2 separate regions of the Mus musculus genome follow, and region 2 is linked to region 1. The links are chromatin loops, found by intact Hi-C in ENCODE. Cell type or tissue: left cerebral cortex. All regions are shown on one strand. Links, peaks and the distances in the headings refer to the core of each region. The heading gives the core; the rest is flanking DNA.

Evidence for each region. Hi-C counts contacts between places; a loop is a spot of excess contacts. Peaks named below come from ENCODE experiments on the same cell type or tissue, not always from the same donor. Only the 100,000 strongest peaks of a DNase experiment are listed, where the experiment ranks them.
Region 2: it touches region 1 in a loop (8-fold over the local background); 2 of 42 quality-filtered maps call a loop at or near these places.

What each region holds. Positions count from the first base shown.
Region 1 is chr4:17,630,027-17,642,787 of GRCm38, forward strand. It overlaps Gm30092 (predicted gene, 30092), which reads right to left and starts at 6,165. Exons shown (of 3, transcript NR_168595.1): 1 at 6,035-6,165. In left cerebral cortex, for the core only: no CTCF peak of the experiment used is centred there; DNase peaks (open chromatin) are centred at 5,429, 5,601 and 6,300; H3K27ac peaks cover 1,425 bases.
Region 2 is chr4:18,358,209-18,370,969 of GRCm38, forward strand. No RefSeq gene overlaps it. Among named protein-coding and RNA genes, the nearest start is that of Mmp16, 510 kb to the left of the region's middle. In left cerebral cortex, for the core only: no CTCF peak of the experiment used is centred there; DNase peaks (open chromatin) are centred at 6,854, 7,536 and 7,846; H3K27ac peaks cover 2,259 bases.

The sequences.
Region 1 (12,761 bases), core at 2,099-10,098:
TGGAATTTTAATGGGGATTGCATTGAATCTGTAGATTGCTTTTGGCAAGATAGCCATTTTTACAATGTTGGTCCTGCCAATCCATGAGCATGGGAGATCTTTCCATCTTCTGAGATCTTCTTTAATTTCTTTCTTCAGGGACTTGAAGTTTTTATCATACAGATCTTTCACTTCCTTCGTTAGAGTCACGCCGAGATATTTTATATTATTTGTGGCTATTGAGAAGGGTGTTGTTTCCCTGATTTCTTTCTCAGCCTGTTTATTCTTTGTGTAGAGAAAGGCCATTGACTTGTTTGAGTTAATTTTATATCCAGCTACTTCACCGAAGCTGTTTATCAGGTTTAGGAGTTCTCTGTTGGAATTTTTAGGGTCACTTATATATACTATCATATCATCTGCAAAAAGTGATATTTTGACTTCCTCTTTTCCAATTTGTATCCCCTTGATCTCCTTTTGTTGTCGAATTGCTCTGGCTAATACTTCAAGTACTATGTTGAAAAGGTAGGGAGAAAGTGGGCAGCCTTGTCTAGTCCCTGATTTTAGTGGGATTGCTTCCAGCTTCTCTCCATTTACTTTGATGTTGGCTACTGGTTTGCTGTAGATTGCTTTTATCATGTTTAGGTATTGGCCTTGAATTCCTGATCTTTCCAGAACTTTTATCATGAATGGGTGTTGGATCTTGTCAAATGCTTTTTCTGCATCTAAGGAGATGATCATGTGGTTTTTGTCTTTGAGTTTGTTTATATAATGGATTACATTGATGGATTTTCGTATATTAAACCATCCCTGCATCCCTGGAATAAAACCTACTTGGTCAGGATGGATGATTGCTTTAATGTGTTCTTGGATTCGGTTAGCGAGAATTTTATTAAGGATTTTTGCATCGATGTTCATAAGAGAAATTGGTCTGAAGTTCTCTATCTTTGTTGGATCTTTCTGTGGTTTAGGTATCAGAGTAATAGTGGCTTCATAAAATGAGTTGGGTAGAATACCTTCTACTTCTATCTTGTGAAAAAGTTTGTGCAGAACTGGAGTTAGATCTTCTTTGAAGGTCTGATAGAACTTCTCAAGGATAAAAGAACCTCTGGTGGAATCACCATGCCTGACCTAAAGCTTTACTACAGAGCAATTGTGATAAAAACTGCATGGTACTGGTATAGAGACAGACAAGTGGACCAATGGAATAGAATTGAAGACCCAGAAATGAACCCACACACCTATGGTCACTTGATCTTCGACAAGGGAGCCAAAACCATCCAGTGGAAGAAAGACAGCATTTTCAACAATTGGTGCTGGCACAACTGGTTGTTATCATGTAGAAGAATGCGAATCGATCCATACTTATCTCCTTGTACTAAGGTCAAATCTAAGTGGATCAAGGAACTTCACATAAAACCAGAGACACTGAAACTTATAGAGGAGAAAGTGGGGAAAAGCCTTGAAGATATGGGCACAGGGGAAAAATTCCTGAACAGAACAGCAATGGCTTGTGCTGTAAGATCGAGAATTGACAAATGGGACCTAATGAAACTCCAAAGTTTCTGCAAGGCAAAAGACACTGTCTATAAGACAAAAAGACCACCAACAGACTGGGAAAGGATCTTTACCTATCCTAAATCAGATAGGGGACTAATATCCAACATATATAAAGAACTCAAGAAGGTGGACCTCAGAAAATCAAATAACCCCCTTAAAAAATGGGGCTCAGAACTGAACAAAGAATTCTCACCTGAGGAATACCGAATGGCAGAGAAGCACCTGAAAAAATGTTCAACATCCTTAATCATCAGGGAAATGCAAATCAAAACAACCCTGAGATTCCACCTCACACCAGTGAGAATGGCTAAGATCAAAAATTCAGGTGACAGCAGATGCTGGCGAGGATGTGGAGAAAGAGGAACACTCCTCCATTGTTGGTGGGATTGCAGGCTTGTACAACCACTCTGGAAATCAGTCTGGCGGTTCCTCAGAAAATTGGACATAGTACTACCGGAGGATCCAGCAATACCTCTCCTGGGCATATATCCAGAAGAAGCCCCAACTGGTAAGAAGGACACATGCTCCACTATGTTCATAGCAGCCTTATTTATAATAGCCAGAAACTGGAAAGAACCCAGATGCCCCTCAACAGAGGAATGGATACAGAAAATGTGGTACATCTACACAATGGAGTACTACTCAGCTATTAAAAAGAATGAATTTATGAAATTCCTAGCCAAATGGATGGACCTGGAGAGCATCATCCTGAGTGAGGTAACACAATCACAAAGGAACTCACACAATATGTACTCACTGATAAGTGGATACTAGCCCAAAACCTAGGATACCGACGATATAAGATACAATTTCCTAAACACATGAAACTCAAGACAAATGAAGACTGAAGTGTGGACACTATGCCCCTCCTTAGAAGTGGGAACAAAACACCCATGGAAGGAGTTACAGAAACAAAGTTTGGAGCTGAGATGAAAGGATGGACCATGTAGAGACTGCCATATCCAGGGATCCACCCCATAATCAGCATCCAAACGCTGACACCATTGCATATACTAGCAAGATTTTATCGAAAGGACCCAGATGTAGCTGTCTCTTGTGAGACTATGCCGGGGCCTAGCAAACACAGAAGTGGATGCTCACAGTCAGCTAATGGATGGATCACAGGGCTCCCAATGGAGGAGCTAGAGAAAGTACCCAAGGAGCTAAAGGGATCTTCAACCCTATAGGTGGAACAACATTATGAACTAACCAGTACCCCTGAGCTCTTGACTCTAGCTGCATATGTATCAAAAGATGGCCTAGTCGGCCATCACTGGAAAGAGAGGCCCATTGGACACGCAGACTTTGTGTGCCCCGGTACAGGGGAACGCCAGGGCCAAAGGGGGGGAGTGGGTGGGTAGGGGAGTGGGGGTGGGTGGGTAAGGGGGACTTTTGGTATAGCATTGGAAATGTAAATGAGCTAAATACCTAATAAAAAATGGAAAAAAAAATAAAAAAATAAAAAAAAATAAAAAAAAAAAGAAGTCTCTTTCTTTTCATTTTTCTCTCATAAATTATATCCAGACCACAGTTTTACCTCTTCACCATACTCTCTGGCTGCTCTTTTCTAATGAGAGACATTAAGGGGTGTGTTTAGAGGGAAGAGAAGCTGTGGGGGAACAGATAAGTCTAGAGGAAAGAGAAACTATAATCAGGATGTGTAAAAGAAACTATTTTAAATAAAAGGAAAGGGTGAAGAAAATAAATAAAAATTAAAAAATTAAATAAACATCATCTATAGAGTAGTCAGATGTTGTACCAAAGTGTGTATCTAAATGGCAGAATGATGTTGAGAGGCAGTTGTAAGAGAAGGAACCATGAGATTATGACAATTTTAGGATTTGAATATTAGTATTAGAATTTAGGATAATGCTTTTAGAATCTAGGATTATTAAAATAATTACATGAAATCCTGCAATAGAACATATTAACTAGAGGTTATATTCTGACTTAAACAGAAATCAAAATGTGCAATTTATGCATTTAATATTGTTTTCTAATTTTTTTTCTTTTGAATAAGAAATGGTGTTCAGGCTATTATAAATAAGGCTTCTATGAACATAGTGGAGCATGTGTCCTTATTACCAGTAGGAACATCTTCTGGGTATATGCCAGAACTGAGGAACTGCCAGACTGACTTCCAGAGTGGTTATACAAGTTTGCAATCCCACCAGCAATGAAGTGGATGCTCACAGTCATCTATAGGATGGAACACAGGGACCCCAATGGAGGAGATATAGAAAGTACCCAAGGAGCTGTAGTCGTCTGCAACCCTATAGGTGGAACAACAATATGAACTAACTAGTACCCACAGAGTTCATGTCTCTAGCTGCATATGTAGCAGAAGATGGCCTAGTCAGCCATCATTGGGAAGAGAGGCCCATAGGTCTTACAAACTTTATATGCCCCAGTACAGGGGAACACCAGGGCCAAGAAGTGGGAGTGGGTGGGCAGGGGAGCAGGGCAGAGGGTGTGGGGAGGTTATAGGGAACTTTCGGGATAGCATTTGAAATGTAAATAAAGAAAATATCTAATAAAGTAAAAATTACAAAAAAAAAAAAGAAATAGTGTTCAGAGCTGTATCAATGATTCAGCTAGTAAAATAACTGCTATGCAAGCATGAAGATTTTAGGCCTTATCTTCAGCACAAATGTACATGACCTTTGTAGTCAAGGCCCTGGAAAAGATAGGAGGATTCTCTAGAGTTAGTTTTCCAATTAACCCTTGGCAACAATGGGTTAGTGGTTCAATCAGGAGCACTTTCTTAAAAAATAAGTTGGAGAGATATCAAGGTTGATAGCCATTATTAACCTCTTGCCTTCACAGCGTAGGCACACGTATGTGAACACACTCATGGACACTGGAGTACTCCCTTACAAACATACATAAACCAAGCACACACACACACACACACACAAACACACACACACACACACACGTATACATATATATGTGTGTGTGTGTGTGTGTATATATATATATATATATATATATATATAATAAAATAAAATAAATATTGAATCCATAGTCTGGGTTGGAGTTGTTAAAATTAAGGATAATTCAATGCAATTTAGGACTAAAAATATACAGGCTATTAAACATACTAAATTGAATAGTAAACTCATTTGCACCCAACAAGCTCCATGGCTGATAGTAGAAGACTGACTTCCAGGCACCTAGAGTGAGAGTATTAAGCCCACACCCACAGTGACATACCTACTCCAACCAGGTCAGACCTATTCCAACAAGGCCACACATCCAATTGGCACCACTCCCTAGTCCAAGAATATACAAACCATCACAATGTTTATCATAATTTTTTTTACCTTCTCTTATAAGTATCCCATATCCCACCTAGGGATTCATCCCATATAAGGTTACCAACCCCAGACACTGTTGTGGATGCCAAGAAGTACATGCTGAAAGGATCCTGATATGGCTGTCTCCTGAGAGGTCCTGCCAGATCCTTACAAATACAGAGGGAGATCCTTGCAGCCAAACATGATGGAGCAGAAAATATAAAATATTATACAATTCTAAAAATGCCTCTTGATTTAAAACTGAGATCTCCAGAGATAATTATATAATAGCTTAACCGACAATTGCATTTATTTCAGAAATTCCCAAAATTCTTCCCAGTAAGCACTTATTAAGATTCTGAATTCCTTCCTATATTTTATTAGGGAATACTCATACACATAGATATATGTTAATAGAATCTTTTAGGAAATCTACACACACAACTACTACTCAATTCAAACTGTAAAGCATGTTAACAACCAATAGACTCAGCCCCGTGAAACCAAAGCTGAGCTTAGTCACTCATGTTGACTGGGAGGATCAACAGCATATTTCTATAGTAACACTGGAGCTGGACACTTCACTAGTTAAATAGTTAAAAATAAAGAAGGTTCAAAGAACTTAGCATGAACAAAGCTGTAGCAGGGTGATATGCCTCAACTCTAAATGTTCTGAGAAAGGAGGAAGCAAGGTTTTCCTTGTAAAGCAATTACCTTCAACAGTCAAAATAATTTCAAGCACAAAATGTACCATCATAAATCATGCTGAGTGCTGTTCCATAGCTTCAGAGTCTTGAAAAGCTTGACACGTGTTTGGTTTGGTTTGATTTTGTCAAACATTGCACACTGCCCAACATAGTAAAATGGTTGTCTTAATTCAATCTGGAAGGATTAATGCAGTACAACATATGAGCTATGCTCATCCACCAAGACTCCCAATCATAAGCCAGACAATAAACACTATTCTGTTTAGTAAAATAATTTAAGGGTCCAAAGCTATCATATAAATACAGCTAGAGTATTATGGGAATGTTAAAAATGTCTATCACATCTCATGGAAAGAATAAGGTTGTAATTACTAAACCTGTTGTATAATTCAGAGCCATTCACGGACCATATTGAACCCACAGACTCTTCTCCAGATTTTGACCTCCTGCCAAATCTATTCAGAAAATGTATAAAAGATGCCAGCTGCTCACCACTTTCAGAGAAACCCCTTGCTTCTTGAGAGTCCTTCCCTTCTTATCATATTTCCAGCTTTCTTCAAGAAGAATGTGATCTGCTCAGAATCTAGGTCTGTTTAGCACAGTCTTTGCTTCTATGCTATTCTGAAAGTCAAAGGAGAAAATTCCCAATTAAACAAGAACATGTGCAGCTATGCTTCCAAATGTGTCACATTAGCTTAGATTCGAGTATAAGTCAGAAAACCTGTAGTCAACCTCCTACTTACATCTGTGAATAAGCACATAAGCAACCGCAGGGTTGTTCAGGCTAAACAGATGGATGGTCCTGTCAGGAGCAGATTGCAGTAAAGCGATGATGTAGGATGTAATGCCACCCCCTCTGAACTGAGAAACATATTCAGCAGCAGGAAAAGAAGCCTTCTAATGTAGCTATTCTGTTGTAAGTCTTCACATTTGACTATTTCAAAGGAAAGGTTAAATCCTTGTGTTCTCCTACCATAAGTTTTTTATTTGTTAGTTTCATATTATTTTATCCATTCCTTTTGTATTCAGAATATATTGTATATAATTTATTCATTATAAACATACTCTATGCTTCTGTATTTATAATCACAATATATCATTAACTTAATTGATTAATTGGAAGTGATAATATAAAAATTATATGATCCATTTTAGTTTAAACACACCTGGTTAATGCATGTTATGATAATTTAGCCAAGAGTCTGATAATTACTTTACATAAAAATTATAATTTCAGACATGTGATAAATCCTCATGTCCCAATAACTATAATACTGTTCCTTTAAAAACTCTTTATGTATTTGTGTGTCTATGTGTCCATATGTGCATATATGAGATCCGGGAGCTTTGCCTCTCCTAGACCTGGAATTATAGGCTGAGACACCCAAGGTAAGTGCTGAGAAAAGAACTGAGGTCCTCTCACAGATCAGTATTTGTTCTTAATTCCTAACCGTTCTCTACAGCCCCATTGGTCTTAAAAGTAAATATGACATGGTAATCTTGTAGTTTTTATGATGTTAATGTAATTGCTTACAAAAGATAGGATGTTACTAAAATTGGACCCTTTCTCATGTTTTACTTCAACAAGAATATCTTTATCTGTTAAGTCTTTATCTGTAAGGTAAATTTTATGAAATGAAGCCTGTCTGTCATAATTTCATCTTTAGAAGGTATTTGCATTAAATAATCTTATATGAAGGAAACATTTTTTAAATGGGAATGCAGGTCTGTTTGTATTAATTGTAAATCTTAAGTGCTCTTACTACATCCCCCCAGCCATTCTCCTCACTCCTGTCACATGTATCTGTCAAAAGCTTCAGTATTTCAGTAGTCTAGAGAAATGAAGAAATATTTAGGTGATTTTTGTCCTCAGCACTCAAGTACATTTATGCTTGTCGTTATAGTTTAGAGATAAAATTCCTATGTATTAAAGAATTTACTGGATGATACTTCTTTGAGAAGTTAGACCATGAAAATGGCATAATTGCTTTTCACAAGATTTCCTCCAAAGCTTTATGCTGTGATGAATAAGAAACTGATGATGGTATTTTTATTTTTATTTATTTACGGTCTTCTGAACATGTAATTCTTTTAGAATTCTATGAAGAAACATCAAATTAAGTATTTAGAAAGCTAGCAGTCATTATACTGCAAGTACCTTCGTGGTCTTATCATTTACATGCTTTTTAAGGAAACATCTAGATGCTTTTAGAAAAATAATGAGAATTTCAATATATATTTGCTTTAGGTGAAGAAAATAATAATGTCTACCTGGGCTATAGCTTCAACTTAAGATTTTACAGTTACCTTTCCAGTTTGAAAAATCATCACTAAACTATCTTATGATGCTGTGTATGCCTGTTATGATCACCAACAGAAAGTGGAGAATTTGAATAAATTATTTAAAATCAATTTATTTAATTTAAACTGTTTAACAAGTGTCTCTTAAGCAATGATATCTGCTCAGGATTGAAAGAATTTTGTGACATATAACCAGAGTATGTATTCAGTTTATGGGGAAATGTAGATGTTCAATTAAAAGTGTTAATAAGATCTTAAGCTAGATTGATGGTATATATCTGTCATCTAAGTCCTTGAGAGGTTAACGTAAGAGGATTCCAAGTTCATGATCACATTGTAGTATTAACCAATACACTGTCTCAGAAAAAATTGAGGAGTTTTGAAAACCCATATTAAAGGCATGGCCTGATTTTTTCTTGCCCCTTAAAATGGACAAGGACAACAGCAAAAGACTGCCATGACTGCTGAAGCAAAACAAAATATGACACAGGGAGTGGAGAGTTATTCAAATTATCCAAAAGGCAAAGGGATTGAAGATCAAATGATAAGAGGTTTACAGAATGTGTCTTGAAGTATATGCGGATTTGTGTTTTCAACAGTGTGCTAGGTCCTTGAATCAAATCATTAGATAAGCCATAATACAAAGAATTATGAAAGGATTGAGAGTCTGACTCACAGATCCCTTCAATTAAACAAGAAAACATCTGGGAGGCTTAAAAAGATGCTCTCTCCAATCCCTCAGAAGCCAACAATAGGTAATAGATTTTTCTACCACAAACTCTATGGATCAAAATGTTGACTTGTAAAGACGTAACATGGAAATAAATCCTACAAGGTTCTTAAGAATGCTTGGTCACCTGGAGCACTGCAGAGTGTGATAGAAAAGATCACAGAGTGTGAAATGAAATAAAGCTCTCAGAACTGAAAATTCTGTAAGTGAGAACAAAGATGATAAGAATTTTACTTAATACATGACATCTTCCAAAATATATCAAAAATGACTCTGAACATGGATCTAAAAGTCCAAAGGGCACAGCTACTAGTCACATAAAATTATTTTCTGGTCATTAATCCTGAATGGAATTGATTCCTCTGTCATTTAGAATTTCTTGAGACCATAAACCCATCTTCCTTCCATTTTCTCCATTCACATCTAAAATTGCTATTGATGTTATATTAAGCTTTAAAATGTCATCTCTACTTTAGAAAGAATAGAATTGCTTCTTCACATATAAAGTCCCATGGACTGAGAGATGTAGCTCACAGTCCACCTAGTCTTAATTTAGGTGAAATAATGAGGAGAATTTCAGGTAATGACATACCAAATTCTGACTTGATAATAGAATAGGATGATATTTTAAATGACTTGGTGTTGAGGCAAATGTATTTGGAGAAAGTGATAACATTCCCTCAAAGATATCCCTGAGCTGTATATTGCCTGTAAAGGGAAAAGATACTTTGAATCTGAGATTAAGAAATGAAGTTTAAAAATGGAAAGTTTTCCTTGGGTTCAAGAGTGGCTTCATTCTAACCCCATGAAACATTAATAATGAGTACTCCTGAGAAATAAAGATGTCAGTGTGAGTGCTACATTAGCCTTCATTTATGCTGTTGACATTTCAAGGCTCTGTACAAGGAACTTGGGGACCTCTCAAGAGTACCACTAAGGTGATAGTCGCTAAGCAGTGGACTGCTCAATTCTACTACATGGGAATGGATTCCACTAACATCTTGAAAGAGGAAGAACACCTCTGACGAGGGCTGGGGAGAAACAGTTACTAAAACTTCTTTAGTGAGACACACTGATCTCTTACCTACAGTAAAACTTTTGTTACTTAGAGTGCTAAGTTTGTGATAGTGAACAATCACCCATGTACAAAAACCAATAAAGCAGATGACCTGAAAAAGGTGAATGTCAACCATAACCTTGAAAGAGTTAAAAATCCACATGGAAAGAGAAAGTCACAGAACATACAACTCCCACCATAGCTCAGGCATCTTCTCTGAAGAGGAGATATAAAGACTGTACTAGATAGCTTTTCAAGGAAACTGTGTTTTTTTTTTTTTCTTTTGATGCAACTGGGGAGTTATATATATGAACTCAGCAATTATGATAGCATGGACAAGACATATGCAAACACCAGACCAACAAACATTTCATCATGAAGGGTGGTAGTCGCACCAAAAAGTACCACCACCAGCTAAAAGTGCATGGATGCCCACAACAATTATATTTTCAATAATATACTAATTTGACTCCTGTAAATTAGGTGCAGCAAAGGTTCTAGTACTGTTCAACATTTAATTAGCATTATTATGTAGACATCACATTTTTAATGAGAAAATCTTACTATACCGCCTGTTTCAGTATCAAATCCATGATGTCTTTTCTCACCACCCGAAGGGAAAGGAAAACAGGTGAACACAATCACACTTGTTCACATCACTGGCCATAGTTTTCATCTGGGAATGGTGCCCTGTGAGATATTCCCCCATCCATGTGGATTTGTCACCTGATGTTGTCATTGTTCTGTTCTTGTTTTGGCAATATTGTCAAGAATTTATGGATGCTGTTTCCTTGTCATGTATTGAAAACACTATTTGGATTAAATATATTGATATCCTAGATTCCCCCTCCCATAATGTTCCCTGAGCCTTAGGTATAAATGTTGTGTTACAAATGTCTCAATCGGGGCTGGGAGTACCATTGTCAGCTGTGCTTTTCATTTTACCAATTATAGCTCTGAAATTTGTCTTCATCTCAAGAAAAAGAAAAAGAAAAAGAAAAAGAAGAAGAGGAAGAGGCAGAGGCAGAGGCAGAGGGAAGAGGGAAGAGGGAAGAGGGAAGAGGGAAGAGGGAAGAGGGAAGAGGGAAGAAGGAAGAAGGAAGAAGGAAGAAGGAAGAAGGAAAAAGGTCTTGAATGCTGGTCAATACTGAGATTTTTAGGATTTATACATGGGTTGCAATATTGATTGTTTTCCTCGCTTAGAAGCTTTCCTAGAAACTTCCTGCAGTATGAAAGTAAGTGCTCAGGGAGGCACCAACTAATCAGATTCAGCTTTATTCTTATAATTCCAATATTTTTAGGATGGGATTTCTTCAGTAATAAAAATTGCTTTCAATTTCTGGAACAATTAAGGGCAAAAGTCATATATATATATATATATATATACAGAGAGAGAGAGAGAGAGAGACTCTAAGCAACACTTTGAATTGTTTCCCATGTCTTGCATTGGGGATTTTGTTAGACTATGGCTCTTGAGAGAGACTTATTACCCCAACTTTTATAATTGTGTTTACTGTATATATTTTATTGTCTGTGTAGAAGATTCTCCTCCATATCTACTTTATGCAAACAATCCTTAGAGATGAGAAACAGTGATAATCTAGTGAACAGGCTCTCAAAAAAGAAGAAAGCTTGAGATTATAGAAAACATCTCGGAAACAAATTTAGTATTGTCTATTCTATCACTCTGGAAACTGATTAGAAAATGCTAAAAAAGATTATTTCGTATTTCGTATCTAATAATATTAGCCCCAACTTAACTTTGAAAAGCAAAATGCATGTTATTATATCTCTTCTTTGTTGATTTGGCAAATATTCCTACACAGATTTAGAATTAAGATGACCTGCTACTTCAACAGATATTACTGTAGATTTGTTTTGTTTTGTTTTTGTTTGTTTGTTTTTTTGTTTTTTTACCGTACTATCCCTTTGGTTTATGTTAACTTCCATAAAATCAAAATATCATCTCTCATCTCCAGCAATTTTTATATCACGCTTAATTAATAAACAAGTTATGGGGTGTTATAATGAACTTTTTAAAAAATAATTTGTGTACAGAATTAGAATATTATCTTTCTTCAACAAAATCAAATATCATCCTTTCAAACCCAATTTAAAAAGTTATCTAACTTTTCTTTCTTTCAACAATATAGTTTTTGTGTAGCTATCATTTCCCAAACCTCATCTTTGGAATTAAACTTATCCAAATGAAAATAAGAAGCTTATGATAATCAGCATTTCAGTATTCTAAGGAAAATCAAGTGCTGAAAATACAGTGTTTGAAGCTAATAAACTTTGAGCTAGCTATAGCTTAGAGACTGAACGTTGTAAATAAGAGTAATGGATGTGTTAAGAGTAAAAACTGAAAAGAATGTCATACTCATTCCCTGATTTCTTTAAGGTGAAAAAGAAGCAAAATACATCAAAAGGAAACAACAAAAAACTTACAGTTTACCCAGGATCTTACTAAGTTTAATGACTAAGAAATTAATTTTGAAAACATCCATGTTGTTCCACTTTATTTTTCCACAGGTTTCTCAGAGATGTAAGTGAGCATTGGGGGTTCCTACTTTTAAATTGTCTCTCGTGTTGTAATAGTATTTGTATTTTAGCAAAAGCATAATATTGTCCTATTATTCTAATGAGTTACAGTAAGTTGACAAACTAATCATAGTAAAATGTCAGCTTTTGGATCAAAATTGTGTCTGTCCCAGTCATATGCAAGTAGCATCAAACCTCAGTGTGTCTTGCACTAATAATGTGCCAGATGGTACCACACTGATGGAGGGAAAGCATGGATCTAGTATTATACTTCAAATAAGAATAGGTTGATCTTATTATAAACTGTGAAATAGCTCTGGAGCTCAGATATGCTGTTGCAAATCAGTTCGCTTATGATATTAGGCATGAAAATGTATGAGATGTCTCAGAAAACTTTTGAGATTAACATAAAACTCTTCAATATAAACACAGATTGAGAGAGAGAGAGAGACACACATACAGGGAAAGAGAGAGAGAGAGAGAGAGAGAGAGAGAGAGAGAGAGTAAATTTTCATCCAAAATAGGAATCTTTGAATCAGAAGTCTAAAACCTCAGATATTACAACCTAGGAACCCAAGATTCACAAATTG
Region 2 (12,761 bases), core at 3,142-11,141, 730 kb after region 1:
ATGTGGTTTTACATTGAGGTCCTTGATACACTTGGAGTGAAGTTTTGTGAGGAGTCATAGACATGACTCTATTTGCATTCTTCTATATACTGACAACTAGTTAAACCAGCAACATTTGTTGGAGATGCATTCTTTTAATCCATTGTGTGGTTTTGGGATATTTGTCAAAAATCAAGTGTCCTTTCAATAAGATTTTCTAATTTTATGAAATACAGGCAATTGAAGTAAGACCTAATGATTCTTTGGATTTCCTCATTACCTTTGGTTAGGTCCCCTTTATTTCTTATCTTGTTAACTTGGATATTGTCTTTCTGTGTTTTAGTTAGTTTCGCTAAGGGTTTGTCTATCTTGTTGATTTTCTCAAAGAACCAACTTTTTATGTCATTGATTTTTTTTTGTATTGTTTTCTTTGTTTTTAACTGATTGATTTCATCACTCATTTTTGACTATTTTCTTTCTTCTACTTCTCTTAAGTTCGCTTCTTTTTTTCTAGATCTTTCAGGTGTAATTTTAAATTGCAGGTATGAGAAGTTTCTAACTCCTTTATTATGGCACTTAGTGCTATGAAGTTTCCTCTTAGCACTGCTTTCATTATGTACCAAAAATTTTTGTATGTCTTACTTTCATTTTCATTGAATTCTAGAAAGTCTGTCATTTCCTTATTTCTCCCCTTTCCCAGATGTCAATGAGAAGAGAGTTGTTCAACTTTCATGAGGGTGTAGGCTTTCTGATGTTTCTGTTTTTGTTGATATTCAGGTTTCATCTATGGTAAGATACAATGTGCTATTTCAATTTTCTTGTATCTCTTGAGGTTTGCTTTGTTGATTGAATATATGGTCAATTTAGGAGAATGTTCCATGAGCTAATGAGAAGAACTGATAGTATTTTGTGTTTGGATGTCTTGTTCTGTAGATATATGTTAAATCTATTTGATTCATACCATCAGTAGGTTTCATTATTTCTCTTTAGTTTTTGTTACCATAACATGTCAGTTGATGAGAGTAAGATAGGTTTGTGTTTCCCTAGGGGTTTGTTGTTGTTGTTGTTGTTTTCTGGCATGGACTTACCTATTTTCTGTTTACTTCGGTGTGGTTATATTCCTTGGGTTGGAGTTTTTGCTTTTAGTATTTTATGTAGGACTGGTTTTGAGGATAGACATTGTTTAAATTTGGTTTTGTTTTAAAATATCTTGTTTTCTCCATCTATGGTGACTGAGAGTTTTGCTGGGTATAATAGTCTAGGTTGGCATCTGTAGGTTTTTTTAGAGGTTGCAATATATCTGTCCCAGGCCTTTCTAGCTTTTAGGGTCTCTGTTGAAAATTTGTGTAAACTCTGATATGTCAGCTTTTTTATGTTACCTGGCTTTTTCCCTACAGATTTTATTTTATTTTATTTTATTTTATTTTACTTTATTTTGTAAAGCAGAACTGGTGTATTTTTTATTAGATATTTTCTTTATTTACATATCAAATGTTATCCCCTTTCCTACTTTCCCCTCTGAAAAATCCCCTATCCCCTCCCCCATTGCCCTACTCCCCAGCCCACCCACTCCCACTTCTTGGCCCTGGCATTTGTCTTGTTTTAATTGTTCTGTAGATTTAGTGCTTTGATTATTATATGTCATGAGGATTTTCTTTTATGGTCCAATATATTTGGTGTTCTGCAAGCTTCTTGTATGTTTATAGCCATATATTTCTTTAAGTTAGGAAAGCTTTCTTCTATGATAGTTTTGAAGAGAGTTTCTTGTCCTTGGAGCTGAGACTCTTCACCTTCTATTCCTATTATAATTTGACCAGGTCTTCTCATGATATCCCAGATATCCTAGATGTTTTGTGTCAGGAATTTTTTTTAAGATTTAATATTTCTTTGACTGATGTATCAATTTCTTCTATCATATCTTATATGCCTGGATGTTTCTGTTCCTGCAGGTTTTGGAAAGGAGCCTAACCTCGAAAATATTGGTGTGACAGGTCTCTGGTGGGTATCCTTGGACTGCACAATGGAAATCAGTGGGTGGTTCAAGTGTCCATGTGCTGGATGTTCCCTTGGGGACAGGATAGGAAGGGGATTGATGGGGGAGTCAATTAGAGAGGTAGCCAGAAAATGGAGTTCAGCATGACTGAAGTTCACTCAGGGGAGCCGGATGTGCACCCAGAAGACTGGTAGGCAGGGGAAATGGTTTCAGGAAGAGGATCTAACAGGGATGATTCTGGTTCAGTAAGTTTGGTCCCCATACAATTTTGAAACCCTAAAGTAGGATGCAATTTGAAAATCAAAATTAATAGTCTTAAACATTTGTTTTAGCATTTTCTGCTTTCAAGATCATAATGTTATTTTTTTTAATAGTGACATCTCTTTATGTTTACTGTTGGAAAATTAAATAAATGATGTAAAATAATGTTCATTTGTAAAATGAGTATTATTTAATACATACAAAGTAATAATTTCTCATCATTTAATGTAATTTAATACTGAGTGAATACTATCATATAACAAATTTTATGAGTTGATTTCAAAACATAATTGTAATATAATATGGTTTTTAATGATATATTAACATTATTGTTTGGGTTTGTAGTGCTGACACTTAAACCCAGGCTCTAGAATATAGTAGTAAGTGTTCTTCTACTGAGCCATATGCCTGCCTAGCCCTAATAATATTTTAGCTTTAAATCATATTGTCAATGATCTAGAAAAATGTTATTTTATCTGCACTATGATTAAACATATGATTCAACATCTAACACTTTACTATGCAGAGTATACAGATAATGTAAATTTGTTAGTATAGTTAATTTATTTGAATATTAAAAAACACCCAGGATACAAACCATAGATGAAAAGAAGTTTAACAAACAGGAAGGCAGAAGAAGTGAAAATACTTTAGTCCCACTTGAGAGGGAGAATAAAATAATCAAGAAGAGAGAGGGAAGGAGGGACCTGCCTGAGAGAGGGGAGGGGGCATTGAAAGTGGAACAAGATTAGGTATGGGGGAGGCAAGAGAGAAGCCCAAAGGTCTAGGAGAATAAATGGAATTATGCAGTGTCTGGGAGTGGGAGGTTGGAGAACCCTCTAGAAAATACCAGAGACTTGGGAGATAAGAGACTCTCAGGACTCAGTGAAGGTCGCCTTAGCCAAAATGCTCAATAGTGGAGAGAAAGAAATCCTAGAATTAACCTCCAGTAGAAAAACAGGGCCTCAAGTGGAGAGATGGGGGTCACAAACCCACAGTCAGTATTTCTGACCAAGAATTGTTCATGTCTAAAAGAACTGCAGGAAAAAAAAAAAAAGCAGAAGAGACAGAAGGAAAGTTGTTCCAATGACCAGCACAACTTGGAATCCATCTAATAGGAGATGGGGAAGGTATCAAGGCCTGACACTATTACAGTTGCTATGATGTGTTTGCATACAGGAGACTATCATGGTTGTCCTCTAAGATGCCCTACAAGCAGCTGACTGTGACAGATGCAAATACTTACACACAATCATTGGACTGAAGTCAGAAACCTCTGTGGAGGAATTAGGGGGAGTATTGAAGAAGATGAAGGGAATGGCAACCCCATAGGAATACCAGAAGTCTCAACTAACCAGGAATCCTAACAGCTTCCAGACACTGAGGCACCAAACAGGCAGCACAAAATGGTTGATGCAAGGTCCCTGGCATATGTATAGCAGAGAACTAACTGGTTTCGCATCAGTGGGAGATGTTCCTAATCTTTGAGTGACTTAAGGCATCAGGGAAGAGGGATGCCCATGGGGGAGGGAAGAGGAGGATCCTATTGTAGGCAAGGGAAATGGGATAAAGAATTGTAGGGGCCTCCCGCCCACCCTGCTCCCCTACACACCTACTCCTGCTTCTTGACCCTGGCATTCCCCTGGACTGGGACATATAAAGTTTGAAATACCAAGGGGCCTCTCTTCCCAGTGATGGCTGACTAGGCCATCTTCTGATACATATGCAGCTAGAGATGCGAGCTCTGGGGATACTGGTTAGTTCATACTGTTGTTCCACCTATAGGGTTGCAAACCTCTTCAGCTCCTTGGGCGCTTTCTCTAGCTTCTCCATTGGGGGGCCCTGTGTTCCATCTTATAGATGACTGTGAGCATCCACTTCTGTATTTGCCAGGCACTGGCATAGCCTCATATGAGACAGCTATACCAAGGTCCCATCATCAAAATTTTGCTGGCATATGCAATATTGTCTGGGTTTGGCGGCTGATTATGTGATGGATCCCTGGGTGGGGTAGTCACTGGATAGTCCAGCCTTTCCTCTTAGCTCCAAACTTTGTCTCTGTAACTCCTTTCATGGGTATTTTGTTCCCTATTCTAAGGAGGAATGAAGTATCCACCCATTGGTATTCCCTCTTCTTGATTTTCTAGTGTTTTGCAAATTGTATCTTGGGTGTTCTATGTTTCTGGGCTAATATCCACTTATCAGTGAGTACATATCATGTGAGTTCTTTTGTGATTGGGTTACCCCACTAAGGATGATATCCTCCAGATACATCCATTTTTCCAAGAATTTCATAAATTCATTGTTTTTAATAGCTGAGTAGTACTCCATTGTATAAATGTACCACATTTTCTGTATTCATTCTTTTGTTGAGGGACATCAGGATTTTTTTCCAGCTTCTGACTATTATAAATAAGGCTGCTATGAACATAGTGGGGCATGTGTTCTTATTACCAGTTAGTTTTTGTTTGTTGGTTCGTTGACTATTACCAGTTGGAACTTCTCTGGGTATATATGCCCACGAGAGGTATTGCTGGATCTTCCGGTAGTATTATGTCCAATTTTCTGAGGAATCTCCAAATTGACTTCCAGAGTGGTTGTACAAGCTTTCAATATGACCAGCAATGGAGGAGTGTTCCTCTTACTCCACATCCTTGCCAGCATCTGCTGTCACCTGAATTTTTGATCTTAGCCATTCTGACTGGTGTGAGGTGGAATCTCAAAGTTGTTTTGATTTTGCTGATGATTAAGGATGTTGAACCTTATTAATCCTCTATTAATTTCTATTAATTTTTTCAGATGCTTCTCAGCCTTTTAGTATTCCTCAGTTGAGAATTCTTTGTTTAGCTCTGTACCCCATTTTTAATGGGGTTATTTCAATTTCTGGAGTCCAGCTTCTTGAGCTCTGTGAATATATTGGATATTAGTCCCCTATCAGATTTAGGATCGGTAAAAATCCTTTCCCAATCTGTTGGTGGCCTTTTTGTCTTATTGACAGTGTTTTTTGCCTTACAGAAGCTTTGCAATTTTATGAGGTCCCATTTGTCAATTCTTGATCTTACAGCACAAGCCATTGCTGTTCTGTTTAGGAATTTTTCCCCTGTGCCCATATCTTCGAGGCTTCTCCCCACTTTCTCCTTTATTAATTTCAGTGTCTCTGGTTTTATGTGGAGTTCCTTGATCCATTTACACTTGAGCTCTGTACAAGAAGATAAGAATGGATCAATTCCCATTCTCCTATATGATAACCGCCAGTTGTGCCAGCATTGTTTGTTGAAAATGCTGTCTTTTTTCCACTGGATAGTTTTAGCTCCCTTGTCAAAGATCAAGTGACCATAGGTGTGTGGGTTCATTTCTGGGTCTTCAATTCTATTCCATTGAGCTACCTGTCTGTCACTGTACCAGTACCATGGAGTTTTTATCACAGTTGTTCTGTAGTACAGCTTAATGTCAGGCATGGTGATTCCACCAGAAGTTCTTTTATTGTTGAGAATAGTTTTTGCTATCCTAGGTTTTTTATTATTCCAGATGGGTTTGTAAATTGCCCTTTCTATCTCAGTGAAGAATTGAGTTGGAATTTTGATGGGAATTGCATTGAATCTGTAGATTGCTTTTGGCAGGATAGCCATTTTTTATATTCATCCTACCAATCCATGAGCATGGGAGATCTTTCTATTTTCTGGAATCTCCTTTATTTCTTTCTTTGAGACTTGAAGTTTTTATCATACAGATCTTTCACTTCCTTAGCTAGAGTCACACCAAGGTATTTTATATTATTTGTGACTATTGTGAAGGGTGCTGTTTCCTTAATTTCTTTTACAGTCCATTTCTCCCTTGTGTAGAGAAAAGCCATTGATTTGTTTGAGTTAATTTTATATCCAGCTACTGCACTGAAGCTAAAACATGTGTCTTAAACATTAATTTTACTTGAAAATATATCTGTGCCTCATAGTTATTGTGTAAAAATGGTGGGCAAAGGTTTCTCCTGCCATTTGGATTCTGAATGTACATACATAACATTAAACTCATAATGCTTTCAGTCGTGGGAATATATTCGCCGCAGATATAATACCAATGACTTACGCTCTAAGATTAAGAATTGGCAAATAAGACCTCATAAAATTGCAAAGCTTCTGTAAGGCAAAGTACACTTTCAATAGGACAAAACAGCAACCCACAGATTGGAAAAAGATCATTAACCAATCCTGCATTCAATAGAGAGCTAATATCCAAAATATACAAAGAATTCAAGAAGTTAGACTACAGAAAAACAGTTAACTCTATTAAAATGGGGTACAGAGCTAAACAGAGAATTCTCAACTGAGGAAACTTGAATGGCTAAAGAAATGTTCAATAGCCTTAGTCATCAGGGAAATGAGAATCAAAATGACCCTGAGATTCCACCTCACACCAGTCAGAGTGGCTACTATCAAAAACCCATTCCACTTGTAGACACCAAACCCTGACACTATTGCAGATGCCACTATATGCATGCTGACAGGAGCCTGATACAGCTGTCTCCTGAGAAGCTTTGCCAGATCCTGACAAATACAGATGTGAATGCTCTCATCAACCATAGGACTGAGCACAGGGACTCCAATGGAGGAGTTAGGGGAAGGGCTGGAGGGGCTTTATTTGGCATCTTGGTCCTCTGACTGCTTGATGCCCCAATGTAGAGGAATGCTAGGGCAGTGAGGTAGAGTGGGTAGGTGGATGGGGAAGCACCCACATAGAAGAAGGGTAAGGGAGGATGGGATAGAGGGTTTGCATAGGGGAAATCAAGAAAGGGGATAACATTAGAAATGTAAATAAATAAATTATCCAATTAAAAAAAAAACACTACCATGGCAGTTCTACATATTTGTCTACTTTATCAAATCAAATCTGTTTTCTCTTCCTCTCCTTACAAATTCAATAAACAAGGACACTATTCTATCACAAATGTTTTGAGTGACTGCTTGAAATTATTAAATTTTGGAAAGTGTAGGAAAGCAAATATAGACAGAGCACAGAACTAATGGTTGCCATTGTAAACATAGAGTTGACCTTAAAAGGGGGGTGGGCTGGGGTGGTAGTTCATTATTTTACTGCATTAACATGGGAGTTTATAAGAAGTAATCATCTTGAACATAAAACAATATTTGTAAGTTGCTTTGAAGTTATGCACTTATCAAAAGAGAAATAATTCTAGCTGAATACTTTTCTCTGGATAGCAAATGCTATAGTGAAGATATGCCGTGAACAGATGGTGCAGAGGATGTGAGATGGCTTGAGGAAGGGAAGATAATATCACTGAACCAGAATAAATCCGTTCTTGAGCCTGAGGATGGAACAGCTCAGAGAAATAGATAAGAAGCCAACATTTTGAGGTTGAAATCATGGTGGTAACTGCTTTCTACACAGATAAGGGGCTGAGAATAACAAAAGATACCGTCTACAATTGAGTTTTAAGGTGTGTCAGAGGAAGTAATCCTTAACATAGGAAATAGCTGTACAGGGGAAATCCCAAGGAACTCTATTGGCCCATACAAGTAGGCAAATCTAAATAAATGCACATCTTTGAGTTCCATCAAGCATACCAAACTCTGCAGGCAAGGCTTGCTTAACATATGGCATGTGGGCATGAGACTCTTTTATATGTGTAGAAGCTATATGCAAAGTGAGGAGGAATGTGGTATTGAAATGTGATAATTGTCCTTTTGTGCTTGTTCTTTTGGGAATGCCTGTGTGTACCGAAGACTGATGTGGGTGAGAAATGGAGTAAGGGAAGGCCAGGCATCTGGTTCAAGTGCAAGCATCTGTGTTGACTCCAAAAATAGTTCTTATCTCTGTTTATTGATGTCCCTTGTATTGACGTATGAGGCTAACAAAAATCCAATAATTAAAATGGTACAAATGCTTAGACAATACATCAAGAGAGTTATACCATTGAGTAGGAAGTGTATATTTTAAAATAATTTAGCTCACAATTGAGATTTTGTGCTACAGAGTAGAGATATGTGATTTCTACAGGAAAAATTAAACTAATAAAAGTCAATTTAAAATAAAAATAAATCAATCATATTGAAATAATGCAGAGAAATAATATGCACAGGAGAAATACCTCCATGCTTATCACTGCTTTAGTTAATTTTTTAATTTTATCTTTTATCATGATTTTATTAATAAACATGCCTAATTAAAGAATATCCTTGGTAGATAGCAATATCACTTAAGTAACTGTAACTCTTCTGTTAAATTAGAAGATGGAGAAAAAGGAGAGTTAAAATCCTGAAAGGCAGAATTTGAGAAAATAAAACATGAAAACAATGTCTTTAAATAAAGCATTAGTAAAAGGAAAAATGAACATGGCCACCAAAAGTACTGATCAAGTACAATAAGCATATATGCAAGTTATTAAGAAATTGATTATGGGACTATCAGAAACCTCTTTATATTTAGTATTTTATTTCAATATTGCTCACATGTAGTTTAATACGTTTGATTGTGACAAACACCATTGTGAAATAATGTAAAAATAATTACCATATACATTTCATCATAGAGTTAAGCTTTTAAAAGTCATAGAAATACCTCAGATATTTTCTCTTAAAATTTTCAAGTATAAAGAAATCGCCATTTTATAACCAGAAATTCCACACACTAAACATTAATAAAATTAATAAATCATTCTTAATGGACAAATTAGGTGTTTCTCAAAATAGAACATATAAGTGGCCAACAGATGTCTGAAAAAAATGTTGAATAGCATCAATCAACAGAGAATTGCAAATCAAAACCATGAAATTTTACCTTACTCTGTAAGAGTGTCTATTATAAAACATTTAAAAAAACATAAAATAAAAACCAAAATGAATGCTGATGAACATATGCAGAAGGGGGAATGCTCATTCAGGGTTGTAAATTAGTATGCTCATTACTGAAAAGAGTATGAACATTAGTCACGAAAGTGAAAAAAAAATCCTAAGTTATGAGACAATAATTGAAATCTTGCAGAACTCTTCATAACAGACAGCAGATAAAAGCAATCTGATTACCCACTGATCGGTGGATTAATGTGTTTACTACACCACACAAACCATGTCAAGCATAGGTTCCATGACATGAAGTAGGCCTTAAATCAAATAAGTTATTGGTTTATTTCCACAAGATTTCTCCCACCATAGCATCGGTGTACCTTGCTGGCAGGACACTGCAGTAGATAAAGGATTTATTGGCCATTTAGTATTTATTGTTCTCTTATGCAAACATGCAGTGCGCATTCCTTTACCAAAGACACTTGAACATATGTGCAGAGATTCTGTACAGGCACCACCTCAACATCTCCATAATCAATGAGTTCTCTAGATGTTGTCCTCACCAATGGGGGTCTTCCTGGCAGTTTATAGAGATCAGTCTGTAGTCTTAACAGCAGCCTGGATTGTTTGAAACTTCTCATGAAGATCCCTTTGGAAAAAATCAATTAGACGCAACCCAGTGTCCATACTGGAAGGTTTGTTTGGGAACAAGAGATGTCCAGCTGGAGCTCTATCTCCCACATTATATGGCAATTTCATTTAGGTCATTTTTATGTGTATATATTTTACTACATATCTGTTATTTTACTTTTCCATACTTCCTCTTTAAATGCCCCATAATTTTAGCTGTCCCTCTCTATATTTCCTCCCAAACTACCTGCACCTCCCCCCTTCCCTACTTGATCCTTCCATTCCACATACCCCCAATCTACACGTAGCTCTCTATTCTACTTCTCTTTCTTAGTGAGGTCTATTTGTTCATTCTTATCTCTTACCCTAATATTCATACATCGTATTTCTAGGATTGTAGCTTATAATCTTTGACTTCCTAGATTTCATTTAAGTAGATTCATAGTATATGCATCTTTCTGAGTCAATAATACTCTACTCAAGATGATTTTTTTTCTAGTTCCATTCATTTGATACAAATCTCACTATGTCATTTATTTAACAGCTGAGTATTGTTCCACTATTTGGATAGCATGGGAATCTAGGGTAAAACCAAATATCACTTGTTCTCTTAAAAAAAAGTAGCAGTAAAATGGCTCCTAGTGACATTCTGCTATATTCACAGATCAGCCAACATTAGAGAAGCTTCCTCCTGAAACTAGTGCACACTAATTTACACAGACAAATAAGAATATAGTCAAATAAACCAAGTAGTTTGGGTTGTTTTTCTAGACAACTAGATTTAATCAAAACAAATTGCTCAGGGGTAAAGTTGATCATGTACAAGGTCTAAAGTTAACAATTCTCCATAGCCCTGTGTTCTATGCAGTGTCCTCCTTCTTGAACTGTGGGTATATAAGACAAAAAAATATCATATATCTTATTGGTCTGTGGGAAGTACCATATGTAGCCATCTTTTGGTTACAGGGTAGAAATCGCTCTCTTAAAAGTGCAAGGTATAGAATGAGATGAAGATTATTGGGTGCTATCTATAAATGAAACTGTGGAAGGGAAATCAGGCTGCTTCAACTTGTCTGCATCAACTGGACACACAGCTCAGAGATCTGCTGACATACTACGGTATACAACTGCCAATGGGTCACATTGAGATAGATCTGGTATCTAGTGCTAATTAATTTTTAAAGAGTACTTGCAGCTAAATATTCAATTGGGCTGAAGAAATTTTTAAGTACTTCTAAGCCTTTAATGATGCTTCTTCATATGCATATTTGGATGGTTAAAATTTAACCATAAAAACCATTTGCATAACTTCTCTCTAATATCATTCAAGTGGTATTTCATCCCTCATAAATTCTAAAGATTTTTTTGCTTAATTTGGGAATCATATTCCTTTAAAGATTATGAATACTTTAGATATATTTTAAATATTTTTCTGAGTCTAACTTGTCAAGGTATAGCAAAATTTCAGCTTTCTATATATCTTTGAAACAAAGCAATATCAGTGATGGCACCACACCATTTCTGGAAATTTGATTCTAAACAGGTAATGGATATGCTGAGATGTAATGAATTTTCTAATTTTGTATTTGTTACATGCAACTTGATTCATGAGTTGTACTGGAGGAATAAATTTTGATATATAAATTGTTTCATATCTTAGATTTTTCTTATATTAGTATCATTTCTACCTTTTCAATATAATAAAAGTTTCTAAAGTAGTAGAGTGCTACCATATTAGTTTTAAGCATTGTGGTATTCCCTAAAATATTTTCACCTTAAAACTATATTTTAAAGCAAAGAGTATATTTATGAGTATATTTATGGCCATAAAGAGGGACTTAGTTGTAGTAAATTGGTCGTTATGGCCAAGTAGAATTTAAAGATCAAGAAATGAGAAATATTTGAAATGCATTATTTTGGTTTTAAAAATATATATCAATTTGGTTTAAGAAAGTAAGATGTCTATCTTTCAGGTATGACCAATACTGCAAACAGAGATGTTACAGATTAGATACAAGCTATGATAACATTTGGTTTATCTTTAGCTGCACATTTTTCCTTAAATGATTAGAGAATCTATTCATCCAAGTATTTATACTATCGAGTTGCTTTCCACCACATGGATAATTTTAGTCAGAACAAACAAATTGTAGGAAATATATTAAAAATAACTAAGATTGCCTTGTCTATGCCAAAGGGAAAAAAATATTCACCCAAACATCTGACTGCATCCTGTGAATGGGGGTAGATTTCCCCTAGAGGAAACAGTCCTTCCTGCTGCCCTTCCTGCTGTGGAGATAATTGGATAGCTGTGTGAAAATAGAGAGAATGAAAGACTTTCTTCTCTCCAGGGTCAAAGGGTTGAGAGTCTTTGTGGTTAATGTGTCTAGAGATTTTCCTTAGAATTATGGAGAAGCACCCAGTTTGGGGATATATAGATGTGAATAGGAAATTAGCAGGGCCTTTAGTCAAGGGCCATGTCCTTTGATTTCAAAGCATTTGAGACAGCCATAGACTAAAGTATTTTCTCTTCTGTCTTACTGAGTTTAGTTAGCTCTGCTTGGATAGAAACTGCTCTCCTCCCTTCTCCCTGCCAGTTATATGTGAGGAAATACTTAGTTCTTGAGTCTGACATGTAATTGTTGCAGTTTCTATGGTGTGTGTGTGTGTGGTTGTTTAGAAACTAATTTTAATGACCAGCAACTAGTCAGCACAGATGACCTAATTATGGCAGCATACATTTGTGATCTCTTCCCTTGTTTCCTCCAGTGTTGTCATCCAGTTACCTTTCTTTCTTCCTTGCAACAGATTAAGCTCTGTCACATCCATTTCAATAGCCTCAAGAGCATATCATTGTTTACCTTAGAATTTCATCCTGTGTCATTTTTGCTTTGGAAGTGGGTTTCTTGGGTCAAGGTAACACTCTGTGAAATGCTCCCTAAGTGGATCTGACATGGTAGATGTCCGAAGACTGGCAGTAGTCGAGACTGTAGAGTTAGGAAAGAAGTGCATAGCATTCGTGTTATTTCCTTTGGAACACTTTCTTTCTGGAGTTAAATAAAACCAAATATTCTGAAGATTGGTGCTAGCTTTAAGAAATA